2 separate regions of the Homo sapiens genome follow, and region 1 is linked to region 2. A link is a contact called in ENCODE Hi-C or POLR2A ChIA-PET data. All regions are on one chromosome and are shown on one strand. Each heading gives the region's core, a stretch centred on a gene start or an enhancer-like site at or near the end of the contact. The rest is flanking DNA. Distances are from core to core; before and after follow the strand shown. Region 1 holds the start of HIBCH (3-hydroxyisobutyryl-CoA hydrolase). Region 2 has its middle 20 kb from the start of AKAP19.

The links. Hi-C counts contacts between places; a loop is a spot of excess contacts on that map. ChIA-PET counts read pairs that join two places held with the same protein, here RNA polymerase II (POLR2A). Pooled maps may share reads with other maps.
Region 1: a map with no recorded cell type shows a loop between it and region 2 (5-fold over the local background). The contact joins the promoter of HIBCH here to the enhancer-like site in region 2. A Hi-C loop is called at or near these places in 2 of 37 single-sample maps with no recorded cell type and 4 of 50 pooled maps. POLR2A ChIA-PET finds 5 or more read pairs at or near these places in 1 of 52 experiments (H1).

The regions. Positions count from the first base shown.
Region 1 is chr2:190,317,120-190,322,270 of GRCh38, forward strand. HIBCH (3-hydroxyisobutyryl-CoA hydrolase) reads right to left here and starts at 2,707. Exons shown (of 14, transcript NM_014362.4): 1 at 2,597-2,707. The coding sequence starts at 2,631.
Region 2 is chr2:190,158,188-190,163,535 of GRCh38, forward strand. It overlaps a transcript of AKAP19 not described here. Among named protein-coding and RNA genes, the nearest start is that of AKAP19, 20 kb to the right of the region's middle. Within about 2 kb of position 1,389, at least 7 of the 41 ENCODE cell types and tissues checked have a DNase peak (open chromatin) inside an H3K27ac peak, as active enhancers do.

The sequences.
Region 1 (5,151 bases), core at 1,457-3,956, 160 kb after region 2:
TATGTTGCCCAGGATTGTCTTGAACTCCCATGTTGGCCTCTCAAAGTGCTAGGATTACAGGCATGAACCACCACACCCAGCGAAGAGCAACCTCTCTGATGAGGCTTCCTGACTCCCTCTCCCTATCTAAATCTGGCTCTCATAACTGTACTTGTCCCTTAAGACACTTACCAGAATTGGTAATCAAAAATTACTTTTGTCTAATTATGTGTTTCCTATCTGCTCTCCTTTCAGACTCCAAGGGCCCTACATAAGGAACAGTAGGAAAACCAAGTAGTCCAGAGTGGCTACAGGATAATAGAAATGCCTAGAACTGTGCTTCCCAGCAAGTAGAACAGAACAGTAGGTAATTGTTCATCCATGAATATACTGGGGCCAAATCTGTGAAATCCAGACTGGTAAAACTGTATTTAATTGCATAAGCAGAAGGGCACCTCTGTGAGATTCTGAGAAGAATGGCAGGCACTGAAGTAAAACCTTAGCGAGATTAACCTGGCAATCTTGTACAGAAACAATTCACACTGGGAAGAGGAAAAAGTGATTAACTTTGAGACTACTGTTGAAACCTGAATCCACAGGAAGAGGTTAAGGTTTGGGAGTGTGGGAGAACTTAGGTAAGTTTGAGAATCTAGAAGAATGATAGTGCCAAGAGAGACAAAGAGTAAGGGTTATACTTACGTGCAAATTTATTTTTCTTTTCCTTTTTTCCTTTTTTTTTTTTTGAGACAGAGTCTCACCCTGTCGCCCAGGCTGGAGTGCAGTGGCATGATCTCGGCTCACTGCAACCTCCCCCTCCCAGGTTCCAGCAATTATCCTGCCTCAGCCTCCCAAGCAGCTGGGATTACAGGGCCCTGCCACCACACCCAGCTAATTTTTTTGTATTTTTAGTAGAGACGGGGTTTCACTATGTTGGCCAGCCTGGTCTTGAACTCCTGACCTCAGATGATATGCCCGCCTCGGCCTCCCAAAGTGCTGGGATTACAGGTGTGAGCCCCCGCGCCTAGCCCTTAAGTGCAAATTTATATATGAGGTGCAACTGAGGCATTCAGAGGGTTGTGACCAGCATTAGAGCTCAGGGCAAGTCAGGTTAGACAAAAATTTGAGTTACCCTAAGACAGATGATTTGGGAACCAAAAAAAAAAAAAAGTCCAAGAGCTAAACTGGCACTGGGGTAAGGAGAGGCGGTGGAGAGTGGCATTAGAAAAGTAGGCCAGTACCGAAGAAGCCAAGGGAGGCCAGAGTTCAAGTGGGGCTGCCCAACACTGTCAACCATGGCCCAAGGCCTTTTTTCCTCTCAGAAACACTTTCCGTGGCACCCTATTCCCTTATACAGTTGTGGGTTAGGGTATTGTGGACTGGACCATCTTGGCCTCTGCTTTCTAGGATAATACCCACTTCAGGGCTGAGTCTGGAAAAGGCATCTCAGATCAAAGCCCCCAAAATGGTCCTGGCCTCACCTACAGAGTACTGCATCTTGGAACGTGGGGTGGAAGAAAGCCAAGCTGAATTGTGGAAATGACAGATCCTTTCCTAAGTCAGCTAACTTTAACAAACATGTCTTTCCAGTTTGTTTCTCTATTTGCTATTTGCTGACAACACTGAAAAAGCGGCAGTAACGATTACGTGTACTGATTTTCTTAGCATTTACTAAATCTCTCCATGAGCTGGTGCAAGGACAACTAATTTTAAGGTATTAAAAAAACAAACAGAAAAGCAACTCTTAAATGTATAACAAAAATTTACTGAGAATTAGGTCTGTGGATACAGTGTTAGACATCTAGACACTTTCCCCTGAAACTATTCTTCTTAAGTCAAGGAAACACCTCCATCCCTTTTCAGGAAACCCAGAAGGCAAACTCTAAGGCTTAAAGAATCCAGTAATTTAAGTCGTCCTTATTTTAAAGAAATAAGGACGGTTCTCCCTTCAAGTGGGCGCAGCTGCTACCTGGTATGACAGTACAGGGCCAGGCAGTGGGCTGTTTAAGGCGCATGCAGCCTAAAGATGATGGCTACCAGATTTCCTAGGCTGAGCTCAAAGCGCAGTGAGGGGTACTTTCAAAAAGTTAAACAATGTTTGCAAACATGCTCCCCCATGCCACGTTAAATGTCCCTCAACACTAGCCTGAAAGTTCCAAATGCCTATACTGACGCTGCAGCCATGCAAGAAAGCTGAATAAAATCACACCACGGGCAGAGAGAGGTGCAGCAACTGGCAAAGCACCTGTGTGTGCTGGCTGCACAAAACATGCCGCACAGTTCCGCTAAGCTAAATCTGTCCGTGTCCCCAGACTGCACCCAACTTTTAAGAAAGGAAAGAAACTGAGGCCAAAAGAATTAAAGTCGTGTGGGGACAAGCCTGAATTAAGAGCCAGAGTGGCAGAAAACCAGAGTGCTGCTGCAAAGAAGATGCTAGAGGGAGAAAGGAAAGACAGGGACGGGGGCTGGGGCTTGGGGAGGGCCAAGGTTGGGGTCTCACAGCGGCGCCTCTGAGCGCGACTCGAAACTTCGAGGCCAGCAGTCTCCACCCCCGGCCCTTTTCCCACTGTGGCGAGTGCCGCTGAAGAGCCTGCCCTTGGCCCCTCGCTCTCTCACTCACCTCGACATGAGCCTCCACATCTCGCGCTGCCCCATCGCCAAACACTCCGAAGCTAAAGCAGCAGAGCGAGAATCTCCCGGACCGTTCCAGCGCCTCGCGTGAGCCCCGCCCACCGCCGTCCTGCGCCGCCGGGCACAGATGACAAGTCCTCCAGGAAGCCAGAGCGACCGTTTCCGCTACGCGACGGGGAAGGGCGGGGCAAGAACGACGCCTGGAGGAAATAGTTGAGGGAGAGGAAGGGATCGGGGACCGGGCCAGGGAGAAGGCGGAGAGCGAGCTGAGGCGGAGCGGGAAGAGGGAGGATAGAACGGACTAGGGCGGATTCGCAGGAAAGGAGATTGCCCTCTAGAGGCTGTCTTAGCCCAAAGCGCAACCTGTTGTCTAGGCTTGGCCTGCCAATTTGACCAGCAGGGACTGATGTGAAAGACTTTTCTGGAATTTTAGTAATTTTTTATTAAAACGTAAACTTAGTATTCTTTGAGACTCAAGTAGAGGAATTACAGTTGATAAAGGACATCGATGTAGTTTATTCATTCCTAACCCAATACAGCCGAATTCCTTTAATATTAGGATTGAGACATTTTCATTTTTCTTGGGAAAAGTTACAGATCTCCCACTCTTCCTCAAAGACACACAAGAGTTGTCTGATTAAGACATAATAGATATGTCTTCCCAACTAAAGTAAAAGTTGCTGTTATCAGTGGAAGCATAATTACATTCAGAAAGTAGCTTACTCTTAAATGAAACCAACATTTAACTCAACTACTAGGATCCACTGTTAAATTGAGGAAAACGTTCCTCCGCTTCCAGATCCACCCAGATGTGTAGCAGAAGACATTTCATCGCCACTATTAAGTATTGACACATTTATCAGAAAGAAGAAATCCGGTGACAAATTTCAGAGAGGACACATGAAAGGAGTTATTCTTAGTACCTTGATATTTAAAGAGATACACTGTTGAGACTTTGATCAAAAATTACGTTGCTAACCTAGGTCAAATGTAATAACCAAATGCCCACTGAGAAGAGGACAGACAACAGACATCACAGAAGGAACTCCTTACCTGCAATTTGGTTTTTAACTGGCTACAGGACATCACCATCTGACATCACCATCATGCCTCATTCACTGCGCACAGAAATGAACCATTCATCTGACCTAGCATGGTTTACTGGAAAAAGCATGGGCTTTCCTGTTAGTCAGACTGAGATTCAAATCTTCCTTGCCGCCCTAGCTTCATGTGTGTGAAACCTGAGTCTCACAAGGCCTCATCGTTAGAAGGGCCCTGTGCTTGTTTTAATGCTGTGCTATTAATAATTTTTGAACAAGGAAACACAAATTTTCATTTTACACTAGGCCTGCAAATTATGTAATCAGTCCTACCCCTAGCACACTAATAGTTTAATGACCTTGAACAAATTATATAGCTTTTCAGAACCTCCATTTTCTCATCTGAAAATGGATGTGCTGATGATTAGAGGTGTTTGTGAAGATCCATTGAAATATAGAAATATGTGCATAAATTACTTAGGACTTCGTAGGTATCAAGACCTGTCAGTTATGCCACACCTTCCACCAAGCTGTCCTTCCTATTCCTAAATTCTCTATTTCTTCTAATGATGCTATCGTCTTCTGGCTTCCCGCTCTAGAAACCTCAGTCCTTTAAAGAAAATTATCTTAACATTCTATTTTGAAGATTTTCAAACATATAGCAAAATTATAAAAATTTAAAGCAAACGCCTATGTGCTCACCACATAGATTCTACCTAGATTTACATTTTATCTTGCTTTATTCCTTATCCCAAATACCTTATTTTTAAATGCATTTCAAAGTTAATTACAAGCATCGTTTTACTTCTCCCAAAATATGGCATGTGTCTTACTACCTAGAGTTAAATATTTGTTTACATATTTTCCCTTTTGAGACAAAATTTACATACAACAAAATGCACAAATCTTAAGTGTACATTCACTGAGTTTGACAAATGTATACACTTGTGTAACCAAAATTCCTTAGATATAAACCATTGTCATCACCCCAAAAAGTTTCCTCTCACGATTTCCCAGACATTCTCTGCCTACCACTGCCTTCCCCACCCCAACCCCCGCCCCAGAAGCAACCACTGTTCTGTCTCGAGAACCACTGTTTGTTTTGAGACAGGGTCTCACTCTATCACCCAGGCTAGAGTACAGTGCCACAGTCATAGCTGACTGCAGCTTCAACCTCCCTGGGCTGAAGCAATCCTCCCACCTCAGCCTCCTGAGTAGATGGGACTACAGGCACATGCCACCACACCCAGCTAATTTTTGTATTTTTTTTTTTTTTGCGAGATAGAGTCTTGCCATGTTACTCAGGCTGGCCTCCAACTCCTGGGCTCAAAAGATCTCCCCGCCTCGATCTCCCAAAGTGCTAGGATTACAGGTGTTAAATACTGCACCCAGTCTGATTTTTCTCTACCATCAATTAGTTTTGCATCTTCTGAAAATTCATATAAAATGGAATCATACAGTGTGCGCTTTTTTTGTATAGCATTTTTCACTTAGCAAAATGTCC
Region 2 (5,348 bases), core at 139-2,638:
AAAGGGGACAGAAATTGTGCACTCGGGGAGCTCGGATTTTAAGGCAGTAGCTTGCCAATGCTCCCAGCTGAATAAAGCCCTTCCTTATACAACTCAGTGTCTGAGAGGTTTTGTCTGCGGCTTGTCCTGCTACAAAAGCAGGGTGTTTTTAGCAGAAGTAAAATTCAGTCTATATTTCAGTGTATGCAGACCTCTCAAGCAAGCAGTTTCATTTAAAAAATTGGTGACGTATTTCTCACATTAACAAATTTGAAGTAAATTTAACAGTGTGTTTCACCTATTGAATAGGAAATGGTAAGAATTTATATATAGATTCTATGTAAATATTTATATACTTTAAATGAATTTTGCCATAAACAAGCTGTACTTACATTACTTTTAATGATATTGATTAAATTGTAAATTCCTGAGGGGATTCATAGTATCACGTTATCATTTAAGAGATTTTTTTCTTTTTTGATTCTGTTCTCCCTGGCTATCATCATCTTGGCATTATGCAGACTTTGTGGTGCAGAGAAATAGTGGACCCAGGTCCCAAAGTTCTCCCTGAATGGCAGAGCATGCATAAGAGGCAGATCTAAAAGTGATGAGGCAGAACAGATATGATCACAGGGCAGAAGCCTCACAGAAGCAGGGGAAACATCCCTGTTTGGAGTTGGGAGTGGGCAGGAGAATTTCTGTTGCTATCCATTTGGAGAGAAGGCTGCAGGAGAAGGGCTATCCTCAGGGGAGGCCCAGGATTCCTGTAGGGCCTGGAGGTGAAGAGACTTCTAAGACAGGATGAGGATGCAGGAAGTTGATTAGCAAGGGATTAGGATTCCAAAGGCTGCAGTGGAAGGGGCTGTGATGCAGGATAATTGTGGGAGTCACCAAAGCTGAGAAAATGCAGAAGGGCGTAGGGAACTAGACAAGGTAGGAGGTCTGAGCTGGGATTAGGCACTTGCCTTTCTCCCTGTAAAGGAAAGTTATGATTAGTAGCGACTGGCCTCCACCCAACTAGGTACAAATTATATTGGTGCCATAACTGCCTAAGGGTCCCAGGCACTTGGACCTGCCTCCAGTATTTGTTATATGGGCATGGTGACAGTGGTGGAGCAGAAGGGCAAAGTCCCCCAGGAGGCTCACTTGAGTTCTGGGTTGATGAGTACTGTTGTGCTGAGCCTTTGTATTCTCACCGTCTATATAATCACTTACAATGATTATTTTGTGAATATAAAACATCTACTCTCTGGTTATGAGTTAAACTCTTCAGACTCAATTTCTGGGGATTTTTGGTTTTCTTCCCTGAATTCAGGACATGCCCTACTTCAACTTGGGATGCGGACTGCTAGAGTGTTGTGGTTCTGTCATACTTGGCTGTGAGTGAGACTCATTTCTTTGAGCTCCCTTTGTTTTGTGAAGCTCAGTGTTCCAAGTTCTCTCGTCCCTAAGGTCCTTGGCTGATGACTGCTTCGTAACCACATTCTTCTAGCCAACATGATGTAAACTAACAGAGCTTGCCAGTAGCTCTGTGATCTCTGAGAGATCACTTTAAGAAAAAAGGCTGAATTCATTGACTCACAAAACCAGTCTTTTGGCATACATGGAAGCCAATGAAGAAAGTATGTGAAAAGACAAGTTGCAACAATCCATTCTTAAGAGCCATTGTTGGCCCTTTCTAAATTTCTGTTCTTTTAACTTTTGAAACTGCTGTCTTTGTATCTGAAAACATTAAGCTATTATGAACTAGAATTTGCCAATGCCAAATTGAAAGCAATTTTATGAGTTTAAAATGTCATTGCCAATAAAACGTTACCAAATACTTTCTTTTAGTATTTCAGTGTAGAGTTGAAACATTTCTTTAGATACAGGCAGGGGAAGTTCATTTTTGAAGATATAAGTTATGAGCATTTTAAGAGGGACAATCACGACCTAGCTGAGGTTTTCATGGATCTAGTTTTGATGTGACTTTCAATCTTAGGTTATTTTGATCTTTTCTTTCTATTTCTTAAATTAAGTTGCTTTGCAAACAACTACATATTTAATGGTCTCAGAATAGGTAAATAACATGGTCATTTTATGGGCTGCTATTGGACATTGTTCTAATATCCCCAAACTCTACTCCTATCTAATTTTCCTACCTGTCTGGATGGCACTAGGCTTAGAATAAGATTTTTTTTTTAACCATGGTCATAGTAATATTCGTCCATGTTTCTCTTTCGTGATCCCTACTTCAAAATGCCAAACCCAAATATTAGTCTCTTGGCCTTTTGTTTATTGTTCTTATGAAAATTGCATAGCTTATCTGTGCTAAAAGGGTAGACTTTAAAATTTATTTTCTCCCATGAGGTTTATAAAACATGACTAAATGAAACTCATGTTTTAGCTTTTGGAATGGGAAACAAATTGGAATATTGGGATATAATTCTTTCCCATTTAATGAAAGTATGACTAGACTTTTGACCTACACTGATTCAGGAAAGTGATATTAAGGCAAAATGTTTTAAGTAATTAGCTCTCTTTCTCAATTTGCGATTTTTTTTTAAAAAAGAAGAAACTTTGAAAAATTAAAGACAGATACTAAATATTAACTATAAAAGGATTTCAGTATGAGGGATAATAAATGTTTGAAAGATTCCAAGACAGATAAAGTATAAGAATTGCATGGATAAGTAACTTTTAATTCATAATATAAGTGACATTTTCTTATTTACATTTACGTGAAAGTCTAGTCATACTTGCTTTAAATGAAATCTAATCGAGTACTTACAGATGAAGAACGCTAAGTGTAACTTTATATTTGGTCTTAGATGATTCATTAGAAAATCCTTGATTTATAGATAAGCAAATTGTCTCTAAGAGACTGGAATATTTTTTAAAGCTCCCCAAATTTTTAGGGCCAAAACCAGAGTTTCAACATAGTTCTCTGGATTATTAGACATCATTAAATTAAACTTTTTTTTCTAAAATATACATAGTGGAAAGAGGCTTCCATGAATTGCAGTAAGGTCTTTGTGCTGGTGCTTGAAGAGAGACCTCATGCTAGGAAATTCTTGCCTCCAGAAATTACCAATATATCATTTCCTGCAGTGACATATTAATTTGTCACTTTATTTGCCTTAATCAGTCCTACATGGATGGTCCAGTAGGCCTGAACTCAGAATGTAGTTTATACCAGCTTTTAAAAGGCATTTCTTTACCCTATCAAGTAGCATACCTATTAATAGGCATCTAAAATCATACCAAATTTATTTTCCATAAACAGCACATCCCAGCTTCTCAGGCCCACATTCTAAACAAGTAGCAAGTAAGTAGACTCTAGGTATAACCATTCCATTATTTACTATTGTCATGTCATCTTATAGAGAGATCTCTTAGACTCAACACAAAATATCCTTCTTTTTTATTTTTGTTGACCTTTCGACAGCCTTTGACTCCTGGCTTAGAAATCAGTTATAAGACAAAATGCAGTAGCTCAGTATTGATCCCCCTGTTACAGACGCTTATGCAGAAGCAGGAACTGAGGAGTAGAAGTATTCTCTTGTTGGATCAGAAAATATTTGCCAGTTCATTAAATAGGAATGTGTTCTGGACTTACTTTTGGATAAACAAGTTGCATTCATTTTTTTTCCCTCTCAGCCACGAAAAAGAAAAGACCCATATTCAGATGATATGAGTTTATTATCTGGAACTAGGAGTGACTTAGAGACTACTGGTTCTATTCTCTAATCACTGCCAGACAAAAGAACATGGCTTCAGATCAACTATCCCAAAATCAAGGTGTTTATTTTTGGTAGACATTTCACCTAGTTTATAATTGACATCTCTATTAATCAAGTTTCCTCAAAGTAATTGTGACCTAGGATGCTCCTTTCTGGTGCAAAGGACATGACATTTAAATCCGGAGAATACCTCTGGATTAAGATGATTATGTGAGCAAACGTGTTTTCTTCTCATAATTTTACCCTTACCTTCTTTATGACTATCTAGTAGAGTAGAAGATTCATAAGCAAGATTAATTAGGATAGCTTATAGGAAATAGAGAAGTTATTATCTTTGTAAATATGAGTAATTTAAAAATTGTAATACAGTAATATTTTAAATTGCTTATACACATATTAATTTTATAACTTTCTGTTTAAGCAGAATATTCTTCTCCCCAGCCACTCTAGGTAATAGTAGTCTAAGTTGGGGAAAAACAGAGTTAAAATCTTTTGAAGGAAAACAAGGCCCAAAATAACGTTGAATATATACAAAAGAGAAGCTTGTAATTAAAAGTCAATGAAAATAAGCTTTGGAAAAAAAGTATAATTGCTAATAGTGCCACAAAAACAATACCATGCTTCTCACAAAAGAGAGAAGCAAATTCTACTGTAATCTCTGCTACTACATTTATGACTATTGAGGTAAGGCAATAAGGATTTATTTCTTTTGGGTTCTCCATCAGTAAAACTGAAATGATAATATTCCCATGTTTACTTAATAAAATACCAGGAAAATAGTAAGCTGCTTATTTAAGAGCCTTATTTAAGGTTTAACAATAATAAATACAATTCAAACTTAAGCTCCGATGGACATATCAGAGGATTCCTTTGGAGTTTTCTTATTTAAGACTTTGAGCACATGGAAGCAATTTTTTTTAGGAGATATTTTAATGAGAATATTTCTTGCCTGGAAAAAAAATGAAGGTAAATTTAAAGCTGAGAAATTATATATTTGTCTAGATATTTGAGAGTAAATCTATTTTTCATATTCCACCCAAAAGAAAAGAATAAAAGTTCTTATATAAGCAAATACTGTTAAAAAGCAAGTGGAGTGCATTATATTAAATATGAGTAAGCCTGTTTCAGGATTGACCTCGCCAGATTATTGGATCATCTTGATGTAAACATTATGCAACCGATGTGTTTCTTAACTTTATAGTTTTAGAAATTAGATTTTTATTAGGTCATCCAGGAGATATCAAGTCCTATAAAACTGAGTCTTGGCCGGGCGCGGTGGCTCACGCCTGTAATCCTAGCACTTTGGGAGGCCGAGACGGGCGGATCACGAGGTCAGGAGATCGAGACCATCTTGGCTAACACGGTGAAACCCCGTTTCTACTAAAAATACAAAAAATTAGCCGGGCGTGTTGGCGGGCGCCTGTAGTCCCAGCTACTTGGGAGGCTGAGGCAGGAGAATGGCATGAACCTGGGAGGCAGAGCTTGCAGTGAGCCGAGATCGCGCCACTGCACTCCAACCTGGGAGACACAGCGAGACTCCGTCTCAAAAAAACAAAAAACAAAAAACAAAAAAAAAAAAAACTGAGTCTTGCCCTGTGATTTACAAATCTGAGGTCTTAGCCTGAAATTCATAGTACTTCCTAAAAT